Regions from separate parts of the Homo sapiens genome. Here all the other regions are linked to region 4. A link is a contact called in ENCODE Hi-C or POLR2A ChIA-PET data. All regions are on one chromosome and are shown on one strand. The core of a region is the stretch at or near the end of the contact, and the rest is flanking DNA. Distances in the headings are between cores, read along the strand shown. Region 1 has its middle 79 kb from the start of LINC01066. Region 2 holds the start of LINC00426 (long intergenic non-protein coding RNA 426). Region 3 has its middle 22 kb from the start of LINC00426. Region 4 holds the start of ALOX5AP (arachidonate 5-lipoxygenase activating protein).

What was found. Hi-C counts contacts between places; a loop is a spot of excess contacts on that map. ChIA-PET counts read pairs that join two places held with the same protein, here RNA polymerase II (POLR2A). Pooled maps may share reads with other maps.
Region 1: a loop to region 4 is called in a map of OCI-LY7, with 14 times the contacts of the local background. The contact joins the enhancer-like site here to the promoter of ALOX5AP in region 4. A Hi-C loop is called at or near these places in 1 of 168 maps with a recorded cell type or tissue (OCI-LY7), 4 of 37 single-sample maps with no recorded cell type and 9 of 50 pooled maps.
Region 2: a map of CD8-positive, alpha-beta T cell shows a loop between it and region 4 (4-fold over the local background). The contact joins the promoter of LINC00426 here to the promoter of ALOX5AP in region 4. A Hi-C loop is called at or near these places in 7 of 168 maps with a recorded cell type or tissue (B cell, CD4-positive, alpha-beta T cell, CD4-positive, alpha-beta memory T cell and 4 more), 26 of 37 single-sample maps with no recorded cell type and 16 of 50 pooled maps. POLR2A ChIA-PET finds 5 or more read pairs at or near these places in 4 of 52 experiments (B cell, CD4-positive, alpha-beta memory T cell, CD8-positive, alpha-beta memory T cell and 1 more).
Region 3: a loop to region 4 is called in a pooled map, with 5 times the contacts of the local background. The contact joins the enhancer-like site here to the promoter of ALOX5AP in region 4. A Hi-C loop is called at or near these places in 10 of 50 pooled maps. POLR2A ChIA-PET finds 5 or more read pairs at or near these places in 2 of 52 experiments (CD8-positive, alpha-beta memory T cell and MCF 10A).

The regions. Positions count from the first base shown.
Region 1 is chr13:31,073,544-31,076,282 of GRCh38, reverse strand. No RefSeq gene overlaps it. Among named protein-coding and RNA genes, the nearest start is that of LINC01066, 79 kb to the right of the region's middle. Within about 2 kb of position 1,407, at least 4 of the 41 ENCODE cell types and tissues checked have a DNase peak (open chromatin) inside an H3K27ac peak, as active enhancers do; they include OCI-LY7, where a contact is called at or near this core.
Region 2 is chr13:30,372,453-30,375,173 of GRCh38, reverse strand. LINC00426 (long intergenic non-protein coding RNA 426) reads left to right here and starts at 1,260. Exons shown (of 5, transcript NR_024464.2): 1 at 1,260-1,391.
Region 3 is chr13:30,394,256-30,396,955 of GRCh38, reverse strand. No RefSeq gene overlaps it. Among named protein-coding and RNA genes, the nearest start is that of LINC00426, 22 kb to the right of the region's middle. Within about 2 kb of position 1,360, at least 40 of the 41 ENCODE cell types and tissues checked have a DNase peak (open chromatin) inside an H3K27ac peak, as active enhancers do.
Region 4 is chr13:30,734,097-30,736,796 of GRCh38, reverse strand. It overlaps ALOX5AP (arachidonate 5-lipoxygenase activating protein), which reads right to left and starts at 1,254. Exons shown (of 5, transcript NM_001629.4): 1 at 1,122-1,254. The coding sequence starts at 1,191. The region is part of intron 2 of LOC124903146 (a long non-coding RNA gene); the gene reads left to right.

The DNA of each region.
Region 1 (2,739 bases), core at 158-2,657, 340 kb before region 4:
AGCTTCCCACTCCCTTCATCCCTAGATAAGAACTCTCTTCCATCATGTGTGACTTCAGCTATGAGTTGAGGGATAATTGGTTTTGTTTGAGTGTTGTGCATGTTACTACAAGTTACCAGTCCAAATATTTTTCAGGAATCATGGAGAAGAATTTTCTGTTTAGGAAGTTTCAGTCAGGTGTAGTGGCTCACACTTATAATCCCAGCACTTTGGGAGGCTGGGCAGGAGGATAGCTTGAGCCCAAGAGTTCAAAACCAGCCTGGGCAACATCATAGCAAGACCGTGTCCCTACAAAAAATGAAACAAATTAGCTGGGTGTGGTTGTTCATGCCTGCAGTCCCAGCCACTTGGAAGACTGAGTTAGGAGGATCACTTGAGCCCAGAAGTTTGAGGCTGCAATGAGCTATGATCATGCCACTGCACTCTAGTCTGGGCAACAGAGCAAGATCCTCTCTCTAAATTTTTTTAAAATAAATAAATAGAAAAGTTCAACCAGAGTGAATGTATGCTTAATCTGGAAGGATGAGTGCAGCTCCATCCAGTAGACCCTTGTCAAATAGAACTCTAACACAGATCTGCTTAATTTTCAAGATTAGTGGGAAGTCTCTATTTTTGTTAGAAAGTTCCAGAACTTTAAATATTACCCGGTTTCAAAACATGTTTTAAGGCTGGGCGCGGTGGGTCACGCCTGTAATCCCAGCACTTTGGGAGGCTGAGACAGGTGGATCACGAGGTCAGGAGATCGAGACCATCCCAGCTAACACGGTGAAACCCCGTCTCTACTAAAAATACAAAAAATTAGCTGGGCATGGTGGCAGGCACCTGTAATCCCAGCTGCTCGGGAGGCTGAGGCAGGAGAATGGCGTGAACCCAGGAGGCGGAACTTGCAGTGAGCCGAGATCATGCCACTGCACTCCAGCCTGGGTGACAGAGCGAGACTCCGTCTCAAAAAAAACAAAACAAAACATGTTTTAAATACTGTGCTTATCCATGGCTGCCTTAGCTCATGCTGCCTCTTGGGACCCTGGGTTTAGGGGCATGTCACTATACTGTAGTTCAAGGATGTGTCCAGGAAGGGGAAAGGGTGCTCTCTTAGTCTGTTTGTGTTGCTACAAAGGAAGAACTGAGGTTGTATAATTTATTAATAAAAGGGGCTTATTTAGCTCCTAGTTCTGCAGGTTGTATGTGAAGCATGGCATCAGCATCTGCTCCTGGTGAGGACCTCAAGCAGCCTCCACTCTTGGCAGAAGGCAAAGGGGAATCAGTGTGTGCAGAGATCACATGGCAAGAGAGGAAGCAAGAGAGAGGAGGCAGTGCCAGGTTCTCTTGTATAATCACATCTCACAGGAACTAATTGAGTGAGAACTCACTCTTTACTGTGAAGATGGCATCACAGCCACTCATGAGGGCTCCTCCTCCATGCCCCAAACACCTTCCATTGGGCTTTACCTCAACATTGGGGATCAAATTTCAACATGAGATTTGGAGGGGACAGTTGTCCAAACTGAAGCAGGATATCTCATCTTTCTACTTCTCCTGAGCTCTCTGACTGGCCCAAAGACCTGACCTCAAGAAGGGCTGCTCTTTCTTCCATGAGTTCTGATAGAGAGCGTCAAGTCATTTCCCAATGACTCACGTGTGTGATTTCCACATAATTTGGGGCTGCAATCTGAGTCTTGGACCACCCCTGGCCAGTCTATTGACAGTGACCGGAGGTAACAACTATGCTGTCTGTGGCATCTTTCCACAGTGGTGAATGGCTAGTTGGGTAGGGTGACTGGCTGGTCACTCTGGCCCTGTCCTTCCCTTTCTCCTTCAACAAACAGTAGGAAGGTAAACAGCCTTTAACTTGCAGCTCTTCATTTGCCAGGCAGTGGGGAGGGAGGATAAGTGGTGAGTGTAATTGCTTAAGACAGCAGAGTCAGCCTGAGACTCCGGGTGAGCACTTAAAGTGTCAAAGCAATGCAATAAACCTTCCTCAAACAGCAGTTTGACACAGTCACCCTTCTTGTTATGAGCAGAGATCTGAAACTTCTAAGCAGGTGTGTCACTTTATTTTTATTTTCTTAAAGGAAGGAGAGAGCAGCTAGTTCATTTGCATGATTTCTAGCAGTTCTTTTCTGAAACAGCCAGACAGAGACACATGGTTAAATGGTTGTCATGGAAACCAGAGAGCATAGCTCTCCTCCAAGGTCTAAAGGAAGGATGATGAAAAGTTTAAGTAATCACCATGGAAACCTAGAGCAGATTCAAGGCGAGTCAGATCCCCAGCACAGTAACCAGCAGGTAAGTCTTCAGAAACTGGGGCCCTGGTGGAAGGGTGATGCTGACTGTCCACTGTGGCTTATAGCATCAGGGCCAGCCCAGATGCCACCTCCACAGTCATAGGCCCAGAGCTCCCCACAGGGTTGGCAGTGAGATGAGTGTGTTCCCTCAAAGCTCAGACTTTCACTTTTCATGATTCGAGGTGGATCTTGGAGACTCTCTTGCCTGCCCTTCCCTGTCTCTTACCTCTTTGCATCCACAGTATGATGGGAACCCACGGATCTGTTGTCACAAAACAGAACCCTGTTCAGATTTGCAGGTAGGAAGACACTCAAGGCCCAGCCCTGGTTTATCTATGGACTTGACCAAGACACATCCCCTTTCATGTTCATTAATAACAAAAATGAAGCCAGAGATTCTGGCATTAAATAAACAAAAGCACTTGAAAGCACTTCCTGACTGCAGAGCTCTCTA
Region 2 (2,721 bases), core at 11-2,510, 360 kb after region 4:
TCATGAGCACATTTTAGGTCAAGGTGTGTTTTACGCAGCTTCTAGGGTTTGCTCCTTCCTTTTGAGTTTGAGCCTGGGGGTGTGGGTTGAGGATAAAGAGTAGGTGTGGGCCAGGAGTGGTGGCTCACATCTGTAATCCCAGCACTTTGGGAGGCCGAGGTGGGAGGATCTCCTGAGCCCAGGGGTTCGAGATCAGTCTGGGGAAGGGACGAGACCTTGTCTCTACAAAATTAAAATAAAAATAAATAAATTAGCCAGGCCTGGTGGTGCATGCCTGTAGTCCCAGCTACTCAGGAGACTGAAGCAGGAGGATCACTTGAGCCCAGGACTTTGAGGCTGCAGTGAGCTATGATCACGCCACTGCACTCCAGCATGAGCAATAGAGTGAGACCCTGTCTGTATTGAGAGAGAGAGAGAGAGAGAGAGAGAGAGAGAGAGAGAGAGAGAGAGACACACACAGAGAGACAGACAGAGAGAGAACAAAGAGCAGGTGTGATCGGAGCTCAGGAAATCCTCCCTCTGGTAAGTAGTCTCAGCCTTCTATTGAGGCTGCCACCACAGTGCCATCCACAGCTTTTGCAGACCATGACATACGCAAACTGTTGTAAAATTTTGGCAGTGCTCATAGTCTCAGAGCCAAGCTTTGAAACAGAGAGGCAGCAGGAGACAGTGGGAGGAGGGTGGGATTAGAGACAGAAGGTCTCCGGGTTTGAATCTTTTCTCTCTATTGGCTGGTTGTGTGACTCTTGTCTCAGCTTCTTGGGCTGTACAAAGAGAAAACTAACACCTGCCTTAGAGACTTGTGATGATTTAATGTAGAGTGTGTGACATGTTATTGGATATTAGCAATTGCTGATATTTATAATGAAGAGCACTGGAAGCTGTCACAGTTCTCATAGTTTATTTTGCATTTGCTCCTCAGCATCCTCTGCTCATCTCAGTGTCTGTGTGGTCTTAGTGGGATGCTGACTATATTAATACTTGTAAACTTTACTCATTTTCCATCTCAAATGGGACAAGGGATAAAAATTATTTTTTATATTGTATATTTATTTAGTAAGTGAGCACTTTCCATTTTAGGCACTGGAGACACAGAAATGAAAGAGACAACGTGCCCTCAAGGATCTCACAGTGTGTGGTGAGGTGGACACACACACACATATCTAAGCACATGACAGTGAGAGGCACGTGGTCACGAGGTTGTGACGTGGAGCTGAGAGCTCAGAGGAAGGGCTTTGGATCAAGTGTGGTCAGACCACACTCGGCCATGAAAGTCTTTGAAGGTGGGGAAGGGGTGAAGATGGTGAGGGGATTCCACGGCTGGGAGAGGTACACTCCCTACACGTTCTAACCAACTGGCCGTGGGGAGGAAGCTGGAGGTCAGGACACAGGTAGGGCCTGGGTTTTTGCCTCATGTGACTGGGTGGATGGTCACAATTCGGCCATGCTGTCTTTGAACTCAACACCACCAAAATCATAGGATATTCCTAGTAATGTTGATTTCCACTAGATTACTTTTGTTACCAGAGTTTTAAGGGCAGAAGTCTTTGTCCCTTTTTTTCTCTAACAGGAAGCCATTCTGGGCCATTTATTTGCCGTTAACTTACACAGCCCACTGGAGAGTGGAGGGGTGTGAATGTGGGAGCCTGGGTGAGGGCTGCACCGGACTGTCACCAGGACAGTCCTCAATGCTGCCTGACTTAGCCACATTGCCAAAAACATACACCCATAGGTTATGAAATATTCAATACTGTATTGTATGGGAGAAATACAAAGAGGAGAAAGAACTGGGTTGAAAAGGTGGTCTGGTCAGGTATCTCAACCCACTGGCTTATAGACCAGGAACCACTCTAGACAATGCATGTAAGGAACAGAAATGGGAAACAAAAACATTTAAATTGTATTTTTCTCTGATTGCAATAAACTTGGAGGAAAGCTATTTTCTTACTTTGAGCTTTTCTTCCAATTATGATGAATGCAGAGATTAATTACAAAGGACCCGGATAAACTAAAACTCATCTACAGCATTTTTTTTTTTTTTGAGATGGAATCTCGCTCTGTTGCCCCGGCTGGAGTGCAGTGGCGCGATCTCGGCTCACTGCAAGCTCCGCCTCCCGGGTTCACGCCATTCTCCTGCCTCAGCCTCCTGAGTAGCTGGGACAACAGGCACCTGCCACCACGCCCAGCTAATCTTTTTTGTATTTTTAGTAGAGACGGGGTTTCACCTTGTTAGCCAGGATGGTCTCCATCTCCTGACCTCGTGATCTGCCTGCCTTGACCTCCCAAAGTGCTGGGATTACAGGCGTGAGCCACCGCGCCCGGCCTCTACAGCATATTTTAAAAGGCAAAAAGGTATTTTAAAATTCATGTTGGAAGACGTGGGCTCTAGCTGGGGCTGAGACAGATGATTCAACTATATTTTTTATTTTACTGCGCACTGAGGGTTGAAGCTGAAGAGCATGCATGCTTACCATTGTGTGTGCACATGTGTGTATGTGTGTCTTACACCAAAGACTGAAATCTCAAAAAAGCCCCAGGGAGCAGGTGTAACTATTATGCTACAAATGAACAGGTGTATTGTGGATCGCTGTTATATAGTTCTTTTCTTCAAACATACCTTCCTGATATAACGTTTTCTTCCTGAAAGCAAACAGTTTCTACTATTGGATTCTTGAGTGTATCATTAAGCTTCTCCAAACACAAATAACATCTACTATGCTT
Region 3 (2,700 bases), core at 111-2,610, 340 kb after region 4:
ATGGTGGTTACCAGCGGGTAGGGGAATGGAAAATGGAGAGTTAATGTTTAATTGGTCCTAGGCTTAGTACCTGCATGACGAAATAATCTGTACAACAAACCCCTGTGACATGAGTTTGCCGGTGTAACAAACCTGCACATGTACCCCTGAACCTAAAATAAAAGTTAAAAAAAAAAAAAAAAGAAAGAAAGAAAAGTGCCCTTTGCGGTTCCACACAGAGGCGCCAGCCTTGGGCTGAGAGAACTCACTGGTTTGATGGTTATTGGATCGCTCATTAGAGATAACCAAAGCTATTGTTCCTCCCTGATCTTGCCTCTGTAGTTGAGTCATCACCCTTAGAGGCAGAAGAAAGCAAATTATAGCAGGGCTTCTTCAGCATTGGGGTGGGGAAAGTATTAAAACATGCATGGTAAAGATGTCACCTTCTTGGTCGTGGAAAAGCCCTCCTGGGGTAAATCTGCATATATTTGCATATATATATGCACGCATACATCCTAACCTGAAGGGAACATCCAGCTCTTCTCACCTACAAAAAGATGAATCCTTCTGATGTCTCTTTTACAGGGTATGTGGACAATAAAAATTTAACTATTAATGTTGTAGAAATCTAAGGGAAAAAAATCGCAAAATGAACGTGCCATTTAAATTTTAAATTTAAAAACGTCATTTTTAGTGTAAATTCTTTATAGGTAGATAAGAGCATATCTTGAAGACTTTTTAGGAAGGGAGAAGGGGAAATAGTAAAAGGTAACGTCAATCCTAAATCTTTATTTGAAAAGGAGACTGGATCTGTTTTTTTCTCTAACATCAATCCTAAATCTTTATTTGAAAAGGAGACTGGATCTGTTTTTTTCTCTAACATCAATCCTAAATCTTTATTTGAAAAGGAGACTGGATCTGTTTTTTTCTCTAACATCAATCCTAAATCTTTATTTGAAAAGGAGACTGGATGTTTTTTTCTCTAACGTCAATCCTAAATCTTTATTTGAAAAGGAGACTGGATTTGTTTTTTTTTCTCTAATTGTGTGCTGGGCAGTAGTTCTACCTTACTGTACCAAGGGGACTAACAGGGTTTGGAGAAACTAGGCTTCATCTTTTTCCAGGATCATCAGACACTTTCCAGGGGGAAAATGGACTTTCACTTTGGAAAATATAAAATCGTGTTTGTTTTACCTTACGAAACAACTGGAGCCTCTGGAAGACGAGGCTGTACGGTGCGTTGTGTAACCCGCCTGGGGAATCACGTTGCACAGACAAGTCCCACAGGCTTTTACTGCAATAATAAGCTTGATCTTCTTATTCAAATACAAGTAACAACCACAGCCGGCTCCAAGTCACGTGTCCAGGTCACATGGCACACAGACGCAGAAGCCGACTGGCAATCATTAGCCAATGCTTACTACCAGGAAGAAAATCCTGGCATTAAAGACACGAACTCAGTTTTTATAAAACAACCAGGACTGCAAGAGAAGGCATTTGATGTGGGGGTAGGGTGTCATTCTTGTTAAGTGCTTTCCAAGGAAAGGAAAAGAGCCAACACACACTCCCTCCTTTCGCTCTTCTCCCAGAACTTTCCAAACTTGCCCAGCGTAGCCGCCTTTTCCAAACCTGGAGGAGTGCTGGGCTGCAGCATCCGCAGCTCAGGTCTGGGAGCGAGAGGGAGGGGCGGGCTGACTTGGCTCTGGGTCCTAGCCCTTGGGAAATGGAGGGCTGAATTCAGAGCTGAATTTAGTAGAAAGCCAAGTTTTCTCTTCCTTATGAAATTAATGCTTCTGGGTCGATGGAGTTTGGGGAGGGGCGAGGGGTGAGAAGAAGCACTGTGAGCTATGGGGTCCGTCTGGACTTTTTGTTAACATGAAAAACAACATCCAGAATGTGGCTTCTTTAAGTTTTTCTGTGGTAAGAACAGAAACTGCAAGGACTCTGCCTACCTGAATGTTTCCTTGTTCAGCCGTTTGAATTTAGAAAGAAGTTCTTTCACTTTCTCTAACTTGTATAGTGTTACTTTGTGCTTCCAAAAACTGCAGTGATCGAACTGAGTTTGTTTAATTTAGTGTGGAAGTGACAATAGTGGGTGTGAATGAAGAGTTTAGAATCTGCTGGAGGGAAGGGGTAAAGTACAGATAAAAGGCTTTAACGGAAAATTGACAGCCTTTTTTTTTTTTTTTTAACAATCTAGGCGTGTTTTATTTCACAATGCACAGAAAGTGCTTTACCCAAACACTGCAGAACAGACGCAGCCTTAAAAGAAAATCTATTGGTATAGTCAGGATTCTCAATCCTATTTCATTTCGCTCTTTTCAGAAAGAACAACCATACAAAGAATTTCACTGTGTCACTGAAATATAATTATTTCACAAAATTTAGTTAGGAAGTTTGGTTTTCTCCCTCTTCATCTTTTTCTCCATCCTACCCTCTTCAAAAAGCTAAAATACGCCTGTAATCTCAGCACTTTAGGAGGCTGAGATCAGGAGTTCGAGACCAGCCTGGCCAACATGGTGAAGCCCCATCTCTACTAAAAATACAAAAAAAATTATCTGGGCATGGTGGTGTGTGCCTGTAATCCTAGCTACTCGGGAGGCTGAGGCAAGATAATTGCTCAAACCCGGGTGGCAGAGGTTGCAGTGAGCTGAGATTGCGCCACTGCACTCTAGCCTGGGTGACAGAGTGGGACCCCGTCTCAAAAAAAAAAAAAAAAAG
Region 4 (2,700 bases), core at 5-2,504:
TGTGTAATTTAGTATAAAAATGTTTGGGTCAGAAAGCCACAAAGTGTAGTTCTTGTAGAAAACATACTTGGAGTGTGTGAAGCTGAGCCTTTCTGGTGCAGAGGCTGAGGGGGAGGCTTGCTCTGTGCCCAGAAGGCTACATCACCAGCATCTGTCCACACTCAAGATGGGGGAAAATAGAATATCCCAAAGTGATTAAATACTCAAAGTTCCAAAAACGTGACAGCATGTCAATGTTCAGTAATCACCATAAAGCTACAGCAGCTGCCCTTAGTAATTACTCTTTTTTTCTCTATCTTAATAAATATAAAACACAAAGCCACTGGAGATAGTTATGAAAGTGGTCTGAGGCAGCCCTAACTCAGAACTTTAGGAAGACAGCTCTACACAATTCTCCCTTTTCCAGATCTAGGTATCCTGCTTGTTTTTTGTTGTTGTTGTTGTTTTTAACTAATAGCAGGAATAATGGAAATGCAAACGCTGAACAGGACAATTTTCCTCTCTCTCTCTCTCTTTCTGAAGTATACACTGCATATGAAAAATGCTTCCAAAATTATACGTGCTAGAGAAAAAGAAGGTATCACCAAAAAAAAAAGTTTCTTCAGGAGAAAAAAAGAAAAAAGTAATATAGAGGAAAAATAATAAGATGATTTTTTCTACGCACCTCCCAAAATCACTTTCTTTTTAGACTGCAGATGACTGGTAACTTCAATTGCACTGCAGATGTTAGAAAAGCCCAGTATCTGAGTAAATGTGTATATCATGTTCCCTTTCTAGTCTTCTCACCTTCCACCCCTTGCCTGGCCACATTAATTAATAGTTAAAATGCTGATCATAGACACTTCGGTGAGGGTTTTAGCAAAACCTTCAAGTTGCAGCCCTGGCTCTAAAAATGGGACTGGTAATCACCACAAAAGTGAAAGACTAAGAGGAGGAAAACCCCAAATTTACACAGAAATACACACAACCCTATACATTCAAATAAAAAGAAGAAAATAAAGATAAGGTAAAAGTGTTTGTGCATGCGCACACACAGACACAATTGTTTAAGCCTGACTTCCAAACAACCATCAAAGAAAATCTCCCCTTCTGTTCTTCCCTGAGTGAAGGGCTTTCCTTACCATTCTGGACCACGCTGATGAGGGTGACGATGGCCAACAGGACAACATTGCCTACAGTTTCTTGATCCATGTTTGCTTCAGGCTCCCCAGAGAGGACTGCTCTGCCTCCAGCTGCACAACCTGCCCTGTACAGGAAGGGGAAGTGAGAGCTTGCACTCTTTCATCATTACAATTTCTGAAGATCCCCGGCACAATTACACAGTGCCTTCTTCTTCCTTTTTTTTTTTTTTTTTTTTTTTTTAACTAACCACCAAAATGCCCTGGCTGTGGTTCAGTGTGTCCCACCAGGAGAAGCAGGGCTTGGCAGAGGAGCACGCAAAGCCAGCACACTCTCCTACATTTCCTTGTCATGGGAAACTTCCCTGAGAGTCTCCAGAATGAATCCTGGACCCAAGACCATGACCAGCACGAGCCCAGCACAGGCACCAGAGAATCTGGAAGCTGCCATCATCTCTGACTTCAGCAAAGAGAAAGAAGGGAAAGTAAACCCAAAACTTTCAGGTCAGACAGAGTGGCATAAACCTGTAACCCCAGCATTTTGGGTGGCTGAGGTGGGAAGATTGCTTGGGCCCAGGACTTTGAGGCTACAGTGAGCCAATGATTATGCCACTGCACTCCAGCCTGGGCAACAGAGCAAGACTGTCTCACACACACACACACACGCACACACAAATGTAAAATGAAACTTTAAAAAAATGTATAGAACACCAAAAGATCTGTGCCCCAAATACTGTCCTTCTTTTTTTGAATTCCAAGAAAAAAAGTGAACACTTAACACACGGTAAGTAGCAGCCACATAAGGTTTGAATGAAGGAAGGAATAAATGGCAGTGGGGAGGGACAGCTGATATCTCCATTTCTTCAGAGAAAAGTAATAAAGGGAATTCATAAATTAAACCAAAGAATTCAAACCAAACCAAAGAATTCAGGTAAAAGGCAGAAATGGAGTTACAGATGATCCCTAAGGGAAATTCCCAAAGGGAACTGACTTTTCTGAGGCAATCGCAGAAACACCTTCCTGGAAATTCTTTTCAACTGAATAAGAGTAGAGTGGCTGTGCTTTCTGAGAAAGTATAAGAGTGGACCTGCTGGGTGGGTGAGGTGGCTGCCTGGTATTCTGCAGCTCAGATCAGTGTGAATGGCAATCCCTCTGAGGTTACATGGAAAATGCAAAATACCTGCAATCTTTGTCCCAGACTTAGCTATTTGGCATTGGTTAAGAGGTGCTTTTATCAAAACTTCACTTTGAAAGGGAACATGGACCACTGTAACTAGTGGCAGCAGGGAGGGCTGCATCTCGGCACGGAAGAGGTCAGTGTAGGGGAAGATATTGCTCCCTCATAGGTACAGTGCCAGAGGCCCGCTTCAATGCCCTCGGTTCAGCTGAGAGAGAAAGGCTGATGAAGGCAGCGTGCAGAGTTGTGTGCGGGGAAGCCAGCAGCCAGGGCTGTCGGGCTGGTCATGACACACTTGGGTACTCCCTGAGTACCTAGGGCACTTTGTAGAGTATAGACTTTATATTAGCCAAGGCTCTCCAGAGAAACTGAACCAATATATAAATAAGTCTCCTCATATATATA